Linked DNA regions of Homo sapiens: region 2 is linked to region 1. The links are chromatin loops, found by intact Hi-C in ENCODE. Cell type or tissue: PC-9. All regions are shown on one strand.

Evidence for each region. Peaks named below come from ENCODE experiments on the same cell type or tissue, not always from the same donor. Only the 100,000 strongest peaks of a DNase experiment are listed, where the experiment ranks them.
Region 2: a loop joins it to region 1, with 6 times the contacts of the local background. A loop is called at or near these places in 3 of 110 quality-filtered maps.

What each region holds. Positions count from the first base shown.
Region 1 is chr17:72,463,231-72,471,230 of GRCh38, reverse strand. The region is part of intron 1 of LINC00673 (long intergenic non-protein coding RNA 673); the gene reads left to right. Among named protein-coding and RNA genes, the nearest start is that of LINC02003, 120 kb to the right of the region's middle. RefSeq lists enhancers at 2,459-3,136, 5,523-5,732. In PC-9, no CTCF peak of the experiment used is centred here; DNase peaks (open chromatin) are centred at 4,870, 5,570 and 7,700; H3K4me3 peaks cover 1,225 bases; H3K27ac peaks cover 6,676 bases.
Region 2 is chr17:72,385,255-72,393,254 of GRCh38, reverse strand. No RefSeq gene overlaps it. Among named protein-coding and RNA genes, the nearest start is that of LINC02003, 46 kb to the right of the region's middle. RefSeq lists enhancers at 553-602, 5,598-6,097, 6,098-6,599. In PC-9, a CTCF peak has its summit at 4,106; DNase peaks (open chromatin) are centred at 1,854, 3,914, 5,584 and 6,904; H3K27ac peaks cover 7,275 bases.

The DNA of each region.
Region 1 (8,000 bases):
CTTCTAGTTAATTCTTATGTCCAGCCAGCTTCATTCATTTCTGTTTGGTAACTGGTTCCTGAAGCTACCTGAAGCTACATTCCTGTTTGCTACCTGGTCCTGCAGACTGCTGAGTTTGAGACCCCTCTACCTTTGAGGAGATCTTGAATGATCCACTGAGGAACATGAGGCAGGTGATGGAACCCATGGTTGGAAACTGGGGGGAATCCCTGGTTTGTGCAGCTTCTTCTCTTCTGTGTGCTGCAGGGCCTCTCCCTGGGATGTGGCCTTATTTGGCAGGTGTAAGTGCATTGGCCAGTTTGGAGGGAGATCTGCCCCCTACTAGCTGTGTGACCTTGGGCAAATTGCCTTCCCTCTCTGGTCCTCTCTCTTCTCTTGTATAAGGTGAACTGGTTGGAGTACACTGATAGTTTAGTTAAAAAAATTGTAGCCACTTATTTGTGCAACCATTTTCATGTAAGATTTTGTTTACACGAAGGGACGGCAAATTGTAGCCATCCCTTTGTGTAAACAAAATCTTAAGTGAAAATGGAATCTGTGGGACGTCTGAATGGTGCAGCTGAAGGGGGCCGGAGAGTCCTGAGAGGCATGCCTCGGTTTGCTATCCTTCCTGAAAGCCCCTGGGGGAAGCCTCCAGATGACACACTGTTAACCACCAAACTAGATGCTCCCTAAGATAGTATGAGTCTTACCTGATGTGAGCAAAATGGGGGCCCTGTGGCTTGCCAGGTGGTCACTGGTAAATTGCACAAGGCTTACTCCAGTGGTGACTGGGTGGGGAGAAGGGAAGCGCACTTATATAGACTCATGTATAAATAGATACTTGTAATATACGAGCATCTGCTCTGTGGAAGATGTTTTTTTCCAGGCCCAGAAGTGTAAGATCCGGTGCCTATCTTCAGGCGGGTGGCAAACAAACATCACATAAAGGAGAGTGTCTGGCTTGTGTCTTCTGGGTACGTGATCCCCCTGACTTCAGTGTGAGAATGTGGCCAGAGCGTCTGGGGAAGACAGGGAGAGTTGTCAGAGAGGAGTTTTGAGGAGGCCCTGAAGGCTCGCCGGCTGTTAAGGCCTGAGCTGTAGTGGGCAAGAAGAGATGGCCAGTTCAGGTAGAGGAAGCCTGCTTTGAGCTGAAGACCGGAGGTGAATCTGGACAGGGCTTCCCAGGACCAGTAAGTAGCTGGGTGGGACTGGAGCCATGGGGGTCACGGAGGAGATGGGGTTGAAATGGTGGGTGGGGCCAAGAAGGGACAGGGTTTCTACAGCTGGCCTGTGAGTGTGGGAGGCTTGGGAAGCTTGTGAGTTAGGAATTGGCCTGGCCTGGTCCTCTCGGAGCAGGTTAGGGAGGGACAGATGGCGGTGAGGGCTGGCTGGTGGACTGGAGGAGCAGCAATAAGGGCCCAGGCCTCAGCAGTGGCAGAGACAAAGCGGGGATGAAAGCAGGTGCCACTGGGAAGGTAGAATTGACAGCATGGGGTCAGAATGCTTGTGGGGAAAGAGAGGGTGCACCCGAGATGATGTCGGAAGTGTAAACCTGAGCTAGACAAATGGTTATTCTTTCCCTAATTATTTAGCACACACTTCTTGACTGTCTCCCCTGTGCTAAGATCTGGGTGCAGTGAATAAGCTGAGATGGAGGACACAGGAGGGGTTCTGGTGAGTTCCTGGAATCGCCTGAGTCTTTTGCTTGGGAAAACGTCTACTTGACCTCTAGAGATGGGGATTTGAGGTGAGGCGGAGAGGCCAGGGGTGGTGCTTTGTTTATTTAAACAGTGGTGACCGGGTTCCTACTGCACATCACATAATACCAGGTTGTGGGGATAAATGCAGGCATGGAGTCTTGCTGATCAGACATGTGTGAGATAAGCATATGAAGAAATTACAGGACAGTGTCAGCAGTGCTGCAAGACAGGTAGGAGCAAAGGGTGGAGCTGGACCCAGGGTTGGCCAAAATCTTTGTGCCAAGGGACTGGGGGTGTGTATCCACACCCAGCAAAAGATGGAGTCATGGGATGGGTCCATAGTGGGAGAGCTGGGAGACTAAGGAGAGATGGATTCCTGGAGAACACTGCAGTGTTTAGGTGCGTGGAGGCCAGTGGGGATCAGGGGACATGGGAAGCACAGTGGGACTGGGGAAGGAAGCCAGGAGTGTGCAGCATGGCGCAAAAGGGGAGGAGGGAAAGAGTTTTACAAAGAGGATGAGGACTGATCATAATCATGAATATTCATAACAAACTGGTTGACTGCACACTGTGTACCATTCAGTCTTCAAATGCATTCTATGCATTGCTTATTTTAGTTCGGAAGACAGCAATAGTAGGCATTATTTTTTATACCATCTTGCCACACCCAGAGTGGCAAGAAGAGGTGGTCGCTGGCTTCTGAGGTCAATGTTTCTTGCACTTTGGAGACTCATAGTCCAAAGAGTTCCTTTCTGATCTGGGTGGAGGTCATCAGTGCTGGCTGAAGTAGAACCAAAGCAAGCAAGCACCCCTTCTGAGAGTCTTGAATTGAATTGCACCTACCCTTTTCCACCCGGCCTCCCCAGGCCTTCCCACACAAACAGGGAGAGGTAGGGGAGAACGCTGTGTTAAAAATGTACTGTCTGTTTAGTTAGAGGACTTGGACTGTTCAGACAAGCCCTGTTCGCCCTGGCATTTCTCACTGTCGGAAAGGTGACTTGGTCTCTCTGCCTTTGGTCTCAGTGGGAGGAGGCGGGGAGGTGGAGTCCTGCAGGTGTGGTCGCCGGCCAGGGTTTTATATGTTTTGCTGCTGAGGAGAGAAAGCACACACAGTTCAGGGCTAATGACAGGGCACCGCAGGTAGGAACATGACTGAGCCCTACAGCTTGCACATGTGTGGTTGGGCAAAAGACAATTGCAGATGTTCCTGGAATTCCCAAACCGGATACAAAATCGCTAGCAGGATGCAGAGAAAGAGGAATGAGCCAAGTGTTTTACATAATGAGAAGCTTGCCTCCCGCCTGGTCTCTCTCTCTCTCTCTCTCTCTCCCTCCCTCTCTCTCCCTCTCCCTCTCCCTCTCTCTCTCTCCCTCTCTCCCTCCCTCTCAGTGCCGTGGCGGGTCGGGCCTCCTTTTCCTGAAATCCCAAGGATTAGGAAACCAGTGTGCGTGTCTGGAGGGCGGAGGGCGGCTCCAGCAGACGGCCTTGTCTTGCTTTGGTCGGTTTATATCCAGGATCCGTGCCTTTCCACCGGGTGTGGTGGGCCCAGAGGCAGCCAAGGAGTGTGCTCTTCTGTCCAGATGAGCCTTGGTGCCCAGAATGGAAAAGAAATCAGGCATCGGGCCTAAGAGGAACTGAAAGCAGCCACCCAACTCTTTCCCAGGGCCCTCATTTTGAATAGAATTCTCTCTGGGTGGCAGCAGACTCAGCTCTGGGACATTTTGCCTCCAGCCTGGACCTTGGAGGCTGACAGTGGGGAGGGCTGGGCCTAGAGGAAGAGCAGAAATGGGGAATATTTGGAAGCGGAGGCTGCTGGACGCAGAGACCTCCTGTTGGGGGTAGTACGTGGAGACAGAACCCTGCTTCTGGGCATCCTGGGGTAGTACTCACAGGGGCAGGGGGCCCAGGCATCTGCCAGAGCCAAAAATAATGAGCCAAGGCTCACATCCCTGCAGTTGGCTTCTCAATCACCGTTCAGTACCTTCTATGACCCCCAGTACAAGGTGGCCCTTAACCATTTGTCAAATGCATCCACTCTCCTCCCTCTCCCCAGTTCTAAAGGGTTCTTGGAGTCCATCTGAGCTGTGTTTCACTTGAGCGAAATGTTTAGGAGTTGGGCAGGAAGACTACTCCTTCATGGTAGCCTTGATGGAAGGTTTTTCTGAACAAGTGATATAAATCCCATGGGGTGGCTCCCCAGACACCTCCTTCTCATCACCTCCTTAACATACAGGAATCTGTGTTTTTAAGGATGCTGAACCCGTGCATCCCGTATCTCTGTCTGGAATTGCACTTCAGGTTCCAATCCTTGCTGCAGTGAACCTGGTGAGTTAATTTTCTTCTCATCAGTTTCAGTGACTACCTCCACAAAACACAGAGAAAATATTTACCTGTCTCATATGTTAATATGAGGATGAAAAGCCGTTTTTCCATGTCAAGTTCTTTCATGGAACAAGTGCTCAATACATGGGAGCTATTATCACGATTATCATATTCTTTTCAAAAGAAAGAGCTCTCTCAGGGTTTCCATTTAAATATTTGATTCTAGACCAGGAGTTGGCTAACTACAGTCTGTGGGCCAAGACCGGCCTGCCACCTGTTTTTGTACAGCTCGTGAGCTAAGAATCCTTTCCACATTAAAAGTTAAAATCAAAAAAAGGAATATTTTGTGACATGTGAAAATTATATGAAATGTAAATTTCCAAGTCTATGAATAAAGTTTTATTGAGACTCAGCTATACCTGTTCATTTGCTTATTGTCTATGGGTGCTTCATGCTACAATGGCAGAGTTGAGTAGCTCCGATGGAGATGTCATGGCCCACAAAGTTGAAAATGTTTACTCTGTGGTCCTTTACAGAAAAAGCTTGCCAGTCCCTATTCTAGATGACTGATTATTAAACAGGGAGTGTAGGAGTAGGTACCTAGTACAAAAATTGCTGGGCTTAATGCTGATTGGAATAGAGTTCACTAACAGTTGGAAAAGAAGAAAATGCAAGTATCTTTGGTATTTTAAAATAACAGAAGTAAAAAGGAAACAGGGACTGAGTTTTTGAGAATCCTGTACTGTTGATGATGTCACTTTTTCAGAAGTAATCTCTAAGTTTCAGTACACAGGCTGTAGGTATTTGCAGAGGGTGTGTGTTCTAAGATTCCCTTAAGCAGGGAACTCCCTAGGCTGTTGAATGGGTCAGGGTGGGGGTTGACAGTGGGGAGTGGAAGGGGGAGGCTTGACTCATGTCCACCCTCCTCATCCCTCTGCCTTTCCACAAGTGGGAGCTGCCTGTAGAAACAGAGCATTGCTTAAGAAGCTCAAGTTTTATTTCACCTGTTGGGTGTATTTGTCTGTTTATACTCTGCCTCATTCCACTTTCTTCTAGAAAGGATTTAAGGCAGCCAGGACCCTTCAGTGTCAAAAATCCCAGATCCTAGAAGAAGCAATGCCTAGGGGCTGTGTTTGAGGGGAGTACGCAGAGTGAGGTGTCACTGATGATTTCAAAGAGGTGACCCTGGAGCTGAACTGTTTTTCAACGAAGGGAACATTCTTTTCTTGCCTTTATCTCTCTGTCCCCTGTCACCCCGATCTCTGCTCCCACTCCCAACTCCTCAAAGGGCAAATTGTGTTGCCTTGGGTCTCATGGAGGAGAGAAGGCAGGGACAGAGAAGAGTCTGCCCGAAGCAAATGCCAATCCTTGCAGAGTGCCGAGCGAGCTGGGAGCAGCGGTGAGCTGGGTTGAGGGGCAGCCATAGGAACAAGCGCAGGGAGAAGGCTGAGTAATGGACGGGAGGCACAGTGGGTGACAGGGCTGAGAGCACAATTTATGAGTCACCCCGAGCAGCTGCTCTTTGCCCCAGGGGAGCAACTCACACATTCCCAAGGGAGCCAGTGCCTGGGAGACGTGACGTCGTTGTCACTGGGAGAGGAGTTTCAACCATGTGTGGCTTCGGAGGAGCTTGTTCCCATGGGTAACACCCAAGATTCTCAGGATGCAAAATCCCAGCCAAAAGGAGATGGGGCTCTAAGACTTCTTGTGCATGCTTGTATGTATGTATGTATGTGTGTGCAGGTGTGCATATGTGTGTGTGTGCATGTGTGTGAAAGAATGTGTCTCCTCCATGCTGAGACCTCATTATTAACTGCTGATCTGTGCATCCAGGGTGGTAAGAACTTTCATCGTTCATGGAGGAGGTGGTGGCTCTGTGACTAATAGCCCGCCAGTCCGTAGCCATCCCAACATTTTTCTCAAGGATGCTCCCTCCACAAAATCCTGCTCCAAACCCATGATTTGCATGAAACATTCCCTGTTCAACCACGACGGCTCCTCATCTGGCATGTACATTTGGATCATGGTTAGAGGGGGCTGGCCACCTCTGATTGAATTCAGAAAGCCAGCCCGGTGCCGCCCACTGACTCTCTCCCAGGCATCAGCCTTAAAGTTCTGGCAGCTATTCCCAGCTAAATGGGTGCATCAGGCCTTCTTACTGCATAGATAGTTAATAGGGGAAGGAAGAGAGCTCACTCACAGCCTCTCACTGCTGCAGTTTGTTTTATAAACCTGATAGGCACACAGCAAACCCAATGACCAGATACAATGGAAGCAGCCTTTCCTTTTGCACTGTCACCAGCCGTGGCTTTATAAAACCGTTGTTTTTCCTTACCTGGGAAGCCCTTGGGCTGTCCCTTACTTCCTTGATAAGCCAGGCAAGGACATGACAACCTTTAAAATATTGTATCTCTGTGGATAACTGAGCCCAAGAAGAGGAAGGATCTAGTGTATGCCTCCTTAACAATGAAATGAAAAACACAGGGAGCCAAAACCAAGTTTAAATGAGGGTCAGTGGATAACGCATGAACTGGGAACACAATTTGGTTGGGGAAGCTTGTCTATCCGTGGTGTTTTCTGGATAGCTGTTTTCCAGCACACACAAGTATACAACACTTATTTAAAACAGGCCAAGTGCGGTGGCTTACACCTATAACCCCAGCGCTTCGGGAGGCCGAGGCGGGAGGATCACTTGAGCCCAGAAGTTCAAGACCAGCCTGGGCAATGTAGTGAGACCTCATCTCTACAACAAATTTGAAAATTAGCTGGATGTGGTGGCACACACCTGTGGTCCCAGGCACTTGGGAGGCTGAGGCAGGAGGATTGCTTGAGCCCTGAAGGTCAAGGCTGCAGTGAGCCATGACTGTGCCACTGCACTCCAGCCTGGGAAACAGAGGAAAACCCTGTCTCAAAGAAATAATAAAAGAAAAGAAATAAAACAGACTTCCCCAAGAATAGTAAACCACAGTTACAAGTTCATATTTGTAAGTTTATTGTTTTATTGAATCTATTTTTTGGGGTGGATACTTGTTGATAGTCCCTGTGGGTACCTGGGATGTTCCTCCTAGCATAGACGGCAAAAATTTCCAGTGAATTCCTCATTTCCTCCTGTTTCTTTGTGAATGCCCGTAGCTTTAAGGGCCTCTCACCTCCTCAGAGGCAGAGGAGGTTTGTGGACTGGGTGCTAAGCTAATACCCAGGAACTGAATTTTGTTTTGTTTGCTCCACCCACTCTTGGGTAGAGGTGCCGATAGGATGGCCACACTGTGGCCACAGCAAACAGAAATGACCAGCACTACCCAGATAGGAAGCACACGTGCCCAGCTGATCCTTCGGTCCTGGGGAGCTACCTGAATCTCATGGGAAACCCACTTTCCTTTTTCCCCACCACAGACTTGGCTTTCTGCTTCCTTTCTGCTCTGCTCTTTCTGAAAATGCAAATGTGTGTTGGGCAGATCTCCTATGCAGGGAGATTGGCAGAGCCCCTAGGGACACTTGACTGACCAAGGCTTCTTCGTGGAGAGCTGTTTTCTGGTTTATTCTGTCTTGTGATCGATAGGAAACACTGGCCAGGCTTCTTATTTTCCAAGGCTGCTGCTTTCTGACAGGCTTTAAGGGATTAAGGGTTGAATACAGGTGGGTTTCTTCCCCCTCCTGACTCTGTCACCTGGACATTGCCATGGCAATAATCCTCCCTGAAACAAAAATAAAGGGCAGAACCGGTTGGACAGAAAGTGTAGCCGAAAAGTCTTCCAGGGACACTGAGAGTTGAGGGACTTTGAGGCCGCATGGGGCTCCATAGAGCAGCAATCCCCAACCTTTTTGGCACCAGGGACTGGTTTTCTGGAAGATAATTTTTCCGTGGATGTGGTGGGGTGGGGTGGGGTGGGGGTAGTTTCTGGATGATTCAAGCACATTACACTTATTGTGTACTTTATTTCTATTATTATTACATTGTAATATGAAATAATTATACAATTCACCATAACATAGAAT
Region 2 (8,000 bases), 78 kb after region 1:
AGACTGATGCTCAGGCCCCCTTGAGAGCAACAGGAGACTCTAACTTAAAAATTATAACCCAACACTCTAATCCTGTGAGAGAGAGCTGGTGGTCCTAGTTCTCAGACCTCGGTCTTGGGAATGCTGCGGTCCAGTTGGGTTAATTGAGCCATCCAGTCTCACCAGGCAAGTTATTGGAGAACTCTGACTGCTGCAGAACTTTAAGTCCTCACCTGGAATAGGATCCCCTAGATGCCTGTAAGGGCAGATGCAAGGAGAGGAGACCAGAGAAGGCATCTGGGATGCCTGGGAGGGAGGAAGGCTCCAGCCCGGGCAAAATGCTGCAGAAGCAAAATCCATTTGTGGTAGCTTTGTGCACTCAGTCAAGGTCGGGTGCTCCCGGGTCAAAAATGCTTTGAGTAAGAGGCACTGGGGGTGGACCAGCCTCCATGTGAGACGCTGGGCTCTCCAGGGAGGGGAAGACTTCATCCGGGCTGCGGCCCCATGCTCAGTTCCGCTCTATTTAGAACACTTTTTTTTTTTTTGTAGAAAGCAGATCGCTGGGGAGGAACGCATCAGGGCAGCTGAGGGAAGCCGATTCTACTGCAGCTTTCTGAATCGTGGGTTGGGGAGATGGAGAGGGAAAGGAAAGGGCTTTGAGCAAGACAGACCAGGTAGGCTGGTGTCACCTTTCCCTGTCTCTCCACTGCCCATAACCATCCCCCACGTCCCCACCAGCTCTGCTCAGCAGCCCATCTCTGGGGAAAACTTAAATGGGGCAAGGTAGAAGCAACTGAAACCATTTTTACTTGTTCAAGGTGAGATAGGCAACTGAGATTTTAAATTCCACAAGTCCACCCAATAAAAATCCCCGGCGCAGTGAACACCTGCCGCCATAGTGTGCATTGTTGAGTGAGACTCGGGACACAGCAGGTCAGGCTTCCTGGGTGCACAGTGGCATACGATTGTCCTGATTCCTAGACAGCACAGTGGTGTGTGTCAGTGAAGACAGCATAGGATGTGGTTGATGCTTTGCTTACAGGATTTGGGTAATCTTTACCCTCCTCCACCAAAGGGATAGCATTGCTAAATACAGATTAGGTCACTGCAAACTCTGTAAGCCAAGACCGTTGTGGGTGGTCAGAGGATTTCTGGAAACAGTGTCTTTTACAACTCTTCCCTATGTTAGCCTTTGTCTTGCAAGAGGAATTTGAAGTCTGAGGAGTGGCTTCCACTTGCCCTATGTCAGGCTCACTCTGGAGCTCGTGGGACAGGTGGCTGTGTCTCCTGGACCCCAGTTGGCATCCTGGATGTCTCTTCTCCTCCTTAAAATGCACCATAGTCAATGGCCCCTCTGGACAAGGCAACTTTGAGACCAATGGAAGCAGCCAGAGAGCTGTGTACTTGCACATTGACGAGCTCTGTTTTTCTGGCCCTCCTAACAAATAAGATCCTGGTAGTGTTGGTCCAGGGGCCAGTGGATGGCTTCCTGCTGGGGTCCTTTTTGTGCACAGCCATTAGTGACCTGTACATGCTCAAATGCATGAGATGCCGCATTGCTTTCCAGCTGGCTGGCTGTCTAGCCCTTCTGAGCCCCTACAGAGAGCCCATGGATGCCTTTCCAGCTCAGGATTAGACCCTTCCTAGATGCCTTTCTAATGCTCAGAGGAAGGAGATGGGATAGCATCTCAATTCCAGCCCCACCTTGTGTTGGTTGTGTGATTTAAGGCTGTTTACTTCATATCTCTGCATCTCAGCATCCTCCTATATAATTTGAAGATTGTAGTAGTACTGACCTCACTGGTTTTCTTTTCTTTTTTTGTGGGAGAGGGAGGTATGCATTAATATATGTAGCTCTCAGAGCACAGGACCTGAGTCATACATCCAGCTCATGTGTTAGCTATTGCTAGTGTTACTATCTCCCTGATAAACATTCCCCTAACCTTCCCCAGGTAGAAGTAATCACCCTTACTCCTGGGGAAGCACTTCCTACATATCTTTTATAGAATGGGTCCTGATATGGTTTGGTTGTGTCCTCACCCAAATCTCATCTTGAATTGTAGTTCCTGTGGGAGGGACCCGGTGGGAAGTGATTGCATCTTGGGGGCGATTTCCCCCATGCTGTTCTCATGCTAGTGAGTGAGTTATCACAAGATCTGATGGTTTTATAAGCCTATGGCATTTCCCCTGCTGGCTCTCATTCTCTCTCCTGCCACCCTGTGAAGAGGTGCTTTCTGCCATGATTGTAAGTTTCCTGAGGCCTCCCCAGCCATATGGAACTGTGAGTCAATTAAACCTGTTTTCTTCATAAATTACCCAGTCTCGAGTATTTCTTCATAGCAGCATGAGAACAGACTAATACAGGTCCCATGGAATTCCAAATAGTGACACAGTTAAGAGTCAAATTGTAGGGTTAGGCAGGTCTGAGTTTAATTCTGACTCCTTTGCTCTTGCCCTTGTGATCTAAGTCTGTTTCTTCACTTATAAAGTGAAGACAATGAGAGCAACACCCACTGCCCCAGGTTGTGAGGCCCAGGGCTGTTCTTACTTCTCACTGGCATTCTGTACCTAGGTCAGAATCTGAAAGAACATTTGTTGAACTATTGAGTTGACTCAGTCAAGTGTTCCTCCCTCCTTCAGTAGACAAATCCTCCATTGAATAAAACCCCATCATGTTATAGCTCACTCCATGGAGGTTCCTGGCTAGCCTATCTGGATTGCGGTGGGCCTTGAAGGCTTTCTTGGCTGGCAATAATTGCTTTAATGACCGACGGCCTTAGTAGACATCTACAGGTTTCGGCCTCTGTTTTCGTGGTAAGAAGGCTCAGGGCCAGGCATGGTGGCTCACGCCTGTAATCCCAGTACTTTGGGAGGCTGAGGCAGGTGGATCGTCTGAGCTCAGGAGTTCAAGACCAGCCTGGGCAACATAACAAACCCCATCTCTACTAAAAAAATTACAAAAATTAGCCTGGCCTTGGTGGCACATGCCTGTAGTCCAAGCTACTTGGGAGGCTGAGGTGGGAGGATCGCTTGAGTCCGGGAGACTGGGGTTACAGTGAGCTGAGATTGTTCCATTGAACTCCAGCCTGGGCAACAGAGTGAGAGTCTGTCTCAAAAAAAAAAAAAAAAAAAAAAAAAGAAAAAAAGAAAAAAAGAGAAGGCTCTTGTATTTATTTCTGATTCTTATTGGAGTCGTTTAAGGAGGACCATTGAGAAGACCTCTCCCATAAAAGCCAAAATGCCAGCTCTTCTGTGCAATCCTGTGCGTATGGTCTTGCTCTCAGTGCAGTCCCAAGCAGAAACCCACTGGACTTGGAATTGGAAATCTGAGCTGAGTATTGGCTTTGTCCATGTGGTAGACAGAATAATGGTCCCCAAAGATACCCATGTCCTGCTCCCTGGAATCCATGAACATGTAATCAAGTTAAGTTTCTTGAGACAGGGAGATAATTCTTGGTTAAGCCCAGGGTAATTTCAACAGTCCCTTTAAGAGAGAGGCAGGAGAGTCAGAGATTTGTAGATGCTGTAGTCCTGGCTTTGAAGATGGTGGAAGGGGCCATGAGGCCAGGAATGCAGGTGGCCTTTAGAAAAAGCTGGAAAAGGCAGGGACACGGATCGTCCTCTAGAGCCTATGTAAGAGTACAGCCCTGCTGATGCCTTGATTTTGACTCACTGAGACCGATTTTGAAATTCTAATCTCCAGAATTGAAGATAATAGGTTTGTCCTGATTTAAGCTGCTAAGTTTATGGCCATTTGTTGCAGCAGTAAGAGGAAACTCATCCGGACCCAAACAGCTAGCCACTGTAGACTTTCTTTTCACCTCTCTGGTCTTCTGTTCTTCAGTGATACGAAGAGAGAGGATGAGGACAACTGCAAAGGGTACATTCTAGCTGAGTCATCGTACAATCAGGGCTGCGGTTTACATAATGCCCACAGGTGCCAGGCCAGATGGGGTGAGTGGGGGTTGAAATCCATCCCCAGGGGTTACGATACTAGACTTGTGGCCTCACACGGGGCTGCAGCTTCCAGGCAGATATGGTGTTTCCTGCTGTCTCTCCACTCCCCCTGCAGGAAGGCACCTCTACTCACCCATCCTGCACCCACAGAGCCATACATGCCAAAGGTGGGCATGGGGGCTCTGGCACATCCTTTCATTGTTTTCTCCCCGACTGCCAGGAGTGCAGAGCGGCCAGAGGCCCTGGAGGGGGAAAACAGGCTACAGTGAGAAGTGCCGCAGAATGACAAATTCTAGGCCTGCAGTACAGATGCTGAATTAGCCTCAAATTTTGCTTAGGCCAAGCCCTAAGTCATGGTAAGCCATCTCTCACTGAGAGGAGCTATGCCCCATATTATAAACCAGTGGTTCTCAAGTGGGGGTGATTTTGTCCCCCTACTCCCATCCAGCGGTTGTTTGCATGTCTGGAGACATTTTTGGTTGTCCCAGCTAGGGGCAAGTGTCCTACCGGCATCTGGTAGGTAAAGGACAGGGATGCCATTAAAAATCCTACAGTGGCCAGGTGTGGCGGCTCAGGCCTGTAATCCCACGACTTTGGGAGGCTGTGGCAGGTGGATCACTTGAGCCCAGGAGTTCAAAATCAGTCTGGGCAACGTGGCGAGACCCCATCTCCACGAAAAATACAAAAAAATTAGCCGGGTGTGGTGGCATGCACCTGTAGTCCCTGCTACTTGGGAGGTTGAGGTGGGAGGATGGCTTGAGCCTGGGAGGTTGAGGCTGCAGTGAACTCTGATCACACCACTGCACTCCAGCCTGGGTGACAGAGTGAGACCCTGTCTCAAAAAAAAAAAAAAAAAGCAACTTAGAATGCACAAGGCAAGCCCCCACAACTGTCTGGATCCAGCCTTCAAAGTTGGTAGTGCTAAGGTTGAGAAATTGTGTCTTAAACCTCTGCTGCAGCATTGAACCAAGTCCGAACCCTAATCCCCCCACCTTCTCCCCAACACTTTATTTACCAAAAGGTAAGGGGGGATCTGTTATTTTTTCCAAGTACGTTTCTCCCTGTATCTTATCAATAACCACCAAGTTCAGCACACCCTTGATTAGTCACTTCCATTAACAGTGTTTATTTTGGGGTTTGTGTTTATTTTTGAAACGTGGTCTCCTTTTTCCTCCTCACTTCCTTACACACTTAGGGGGATGGGGCCAGCTTTCTAGTATAATCTAGTTCACACTTTCCTTGCTCATCTATAAACTGACTAGGCCAACCCTTGAGAACATCTCTTCTCCTTCCTTTCCTTCATAGGAAGCTGTCCACAGCTCTGAAGCAGACCATTGTCATCTTCTTCCTTATGCTTTAAAATCCTTTTTAGGATTTTAAAATATCCTAAATAATATAGCAGCAACTCCGTTGACCAACTGACTCGTGACAAAGCAGCGACTTTATTCCTAGCTTTCCACGTTCCATGAAACAAAGACATTTCAGTGGTTCTCGCCACTGAACCAGAGACAAGGAGATTTTTGGACTTGTGGGTCTCCCTCTCCCACTTCTCTCCACCCCTCCCCTTCTCACTGCAGGAGTGAGAACTGCAGAGTCTCGGAACTACATTTAAGCGTTTCTGACTCATCAAATAACTGATCCCTGTTCCTCTCCACCCACCAAATGGTTCTTAGCTCTCCCTCCCTGGCCAGAGGAATTTAAAGGCTTATGGTTGAGTAACTGGGAGTTACAGAGAATCTCCGCGCATGTTTCAAAGATTTTCATCTTTCTTTCTTTTTTTTTTTTTTTTTTTTGAGACAGACTCTCACTCTGTCACCCAGGCTGGAGTGCAGTGGTGCGATCTCGGCTCAATGCAACCTCTGCCTCCCAGGCTCAAGTGATTCTCCTGCCTCAGCCCCCTGAGTAGCTGGGATTACGGATGCCGACCACCATGCCTGGCTAATTTTTGTATTTTTGGTAGAGACAGGGTTTCACCGTGTTGGCCAGGCTGGTCTCAAACTCCTGACCTCAAGTGATCCACCTGCCTCTGCCTTCCAAAGTGCTGGGATTACAGGCATGAGCCACCATGCTGGGCCAGATCTTCATCTTTGATTGGACACCATCCATCCCTCTGCCTCCTCTTTCCTGAATTCCAGTGACGGCAAACTCTCCCCTCACCTATGCTGTCCCTCTATGTGGCCCTGTGCATAGCAGTGGCCCAAGGATGCTCTGTGGCAGGCCAGTGGCATAGGAGGCCCAGGAGTCCCCCTCCCCCCATCCTCCTTCCTGGGCCATTTATTTGAGTACCACCAGGGAGTGGGTTACTTTGGGGTATTTATTTGTTTAAACATGGGTGGCTCCTGAAAGGAGGGTGTCGGGTTTCAAGGTTAGAGGCCCCATGCAAACAGAGAGTGGGTGGCCTGCAAAATAGTGAGCAAGGTTGGAAGTGAGGAGCCCATGTGTCTTTTCATGTTTGTAGGTGGAAATGCTGATGTATGACACTATTTGTGACCCAGCTGTCTCTATCTATGACATAGAGCGACTTGGGGCTTGTGTGTGTTCAGACTCTGAGACAGCCCTCTCCTAGACTGTTGGAAGAGAGCATTTGGAAGTGGTTAGGCAATTCTTTAGGGGCAGTAACTCCTATTAATTTATCCCATGAGCGTTGGCGGCTATCCAAGTACCTTGGGGAGGAGCAGAAGAATACAGACTGAATTGGTACTAACTGCAGCCCCACCTCAGGGATTCTGGAAGAGTCCTAAAAAGCTGGGTGCAGGCTGGGCACAATGGCTCACTCCTGTAATTCCAGCACTTTGGGAGGTCAAGGAGGGAGGATTGCTTGACGCCAGGAGTTTGAGACCAGCCTGGGCAACATAGTGAGACCCCATCTCTAAAAAAATAATTAGTTGGGCATGGTGGTCTGCACCTGTAGGCCCAGCTACTCAGGAGGCTGAGGCTTCAGTGAGTCATGATTGCATCACTGCACTCCAGCCTGGGAGACAGAGCAAGAACTTGTCTCAAAAAAAAAAAAAAAAAAAAAAATCTGGGTGCAGTAGTGGAATGGTCAGCCTCTTTCTCAAAAGATCTTGAATTGTTGATCACAATGAGTGATCCTGCCTTGTGTCCTAGGGCCAGCCTCCTTTTTGGGTTGACCTAGCCAGAAAAATATCTCTTATTAGAGTTCACATCAGCCCTGACAGGGCTTGGATTTTTGTATTAGACAGGTGCTTGTCAAAAGAAAACCCAAGACGGAGGGAAAGCCAGATGTGTAGGTGAAATTGCTGCACCCTGACCGATGATATGCCAAAATTCAGAAGCAAAGATGATATAGCATCCTGTCTCTCAGGCCCCTTTAAGGCTGTTGGCTGCAGAATTGATAACTACAGTGGGAGACTCAGCTTAGTCTCTACAAAGGGAACATGGAAAGACTGTAGAGTGTTTTGCCTGGAGATATTTCTTTGGAGGAAAAACACCAGGGAAGGTTTAGGAGACATGGCTAAAGACACTTAATGCCATTGTTAACTAAATACTAAGAGATAGAATACAGACAGTGGTGAGTGACTGTTCTCTAATGTCTTAGCTACTGTCCCCTCAGGACAGAGAGATTGTCACTAGATTAATAACTCCTGAATGCCCAAGGTAGGATGTTGGGTTCACAGCCCAGGAATCAATTACAGACCTTGTTAAAAATTAATGATGTGCACACTGAAGTGTTTAGAGATGAAGTGTCCTAATGCCTGCAATTTACTTTGACATGCGTTGAAAAAATGAGTTGGATTGATGGATAGATAAACGGAGGATAAACGCATAGATTTGTGATAAAGTACATGTAGCAAAATCTTGACAATCACAGGATCTGGGTGGTAAGTATGTGGGTACAACATTTCTGTATGTCTGAAATTTTTCAAATAAAACGTTGGGGAAAAGTACCAATCCCTGGGCTACCCAACAATGATTTTGATTCAGTGAGTTGGTGATGAAGTCTAGAAATTATTTTATTTTACTTTTTCTTTTGTCTTATTTTTTGAGATAGCATCTTGCTCTGTTGCCCAGGCTGGAGTGCAGTGGCGTGATCATGGCTCACT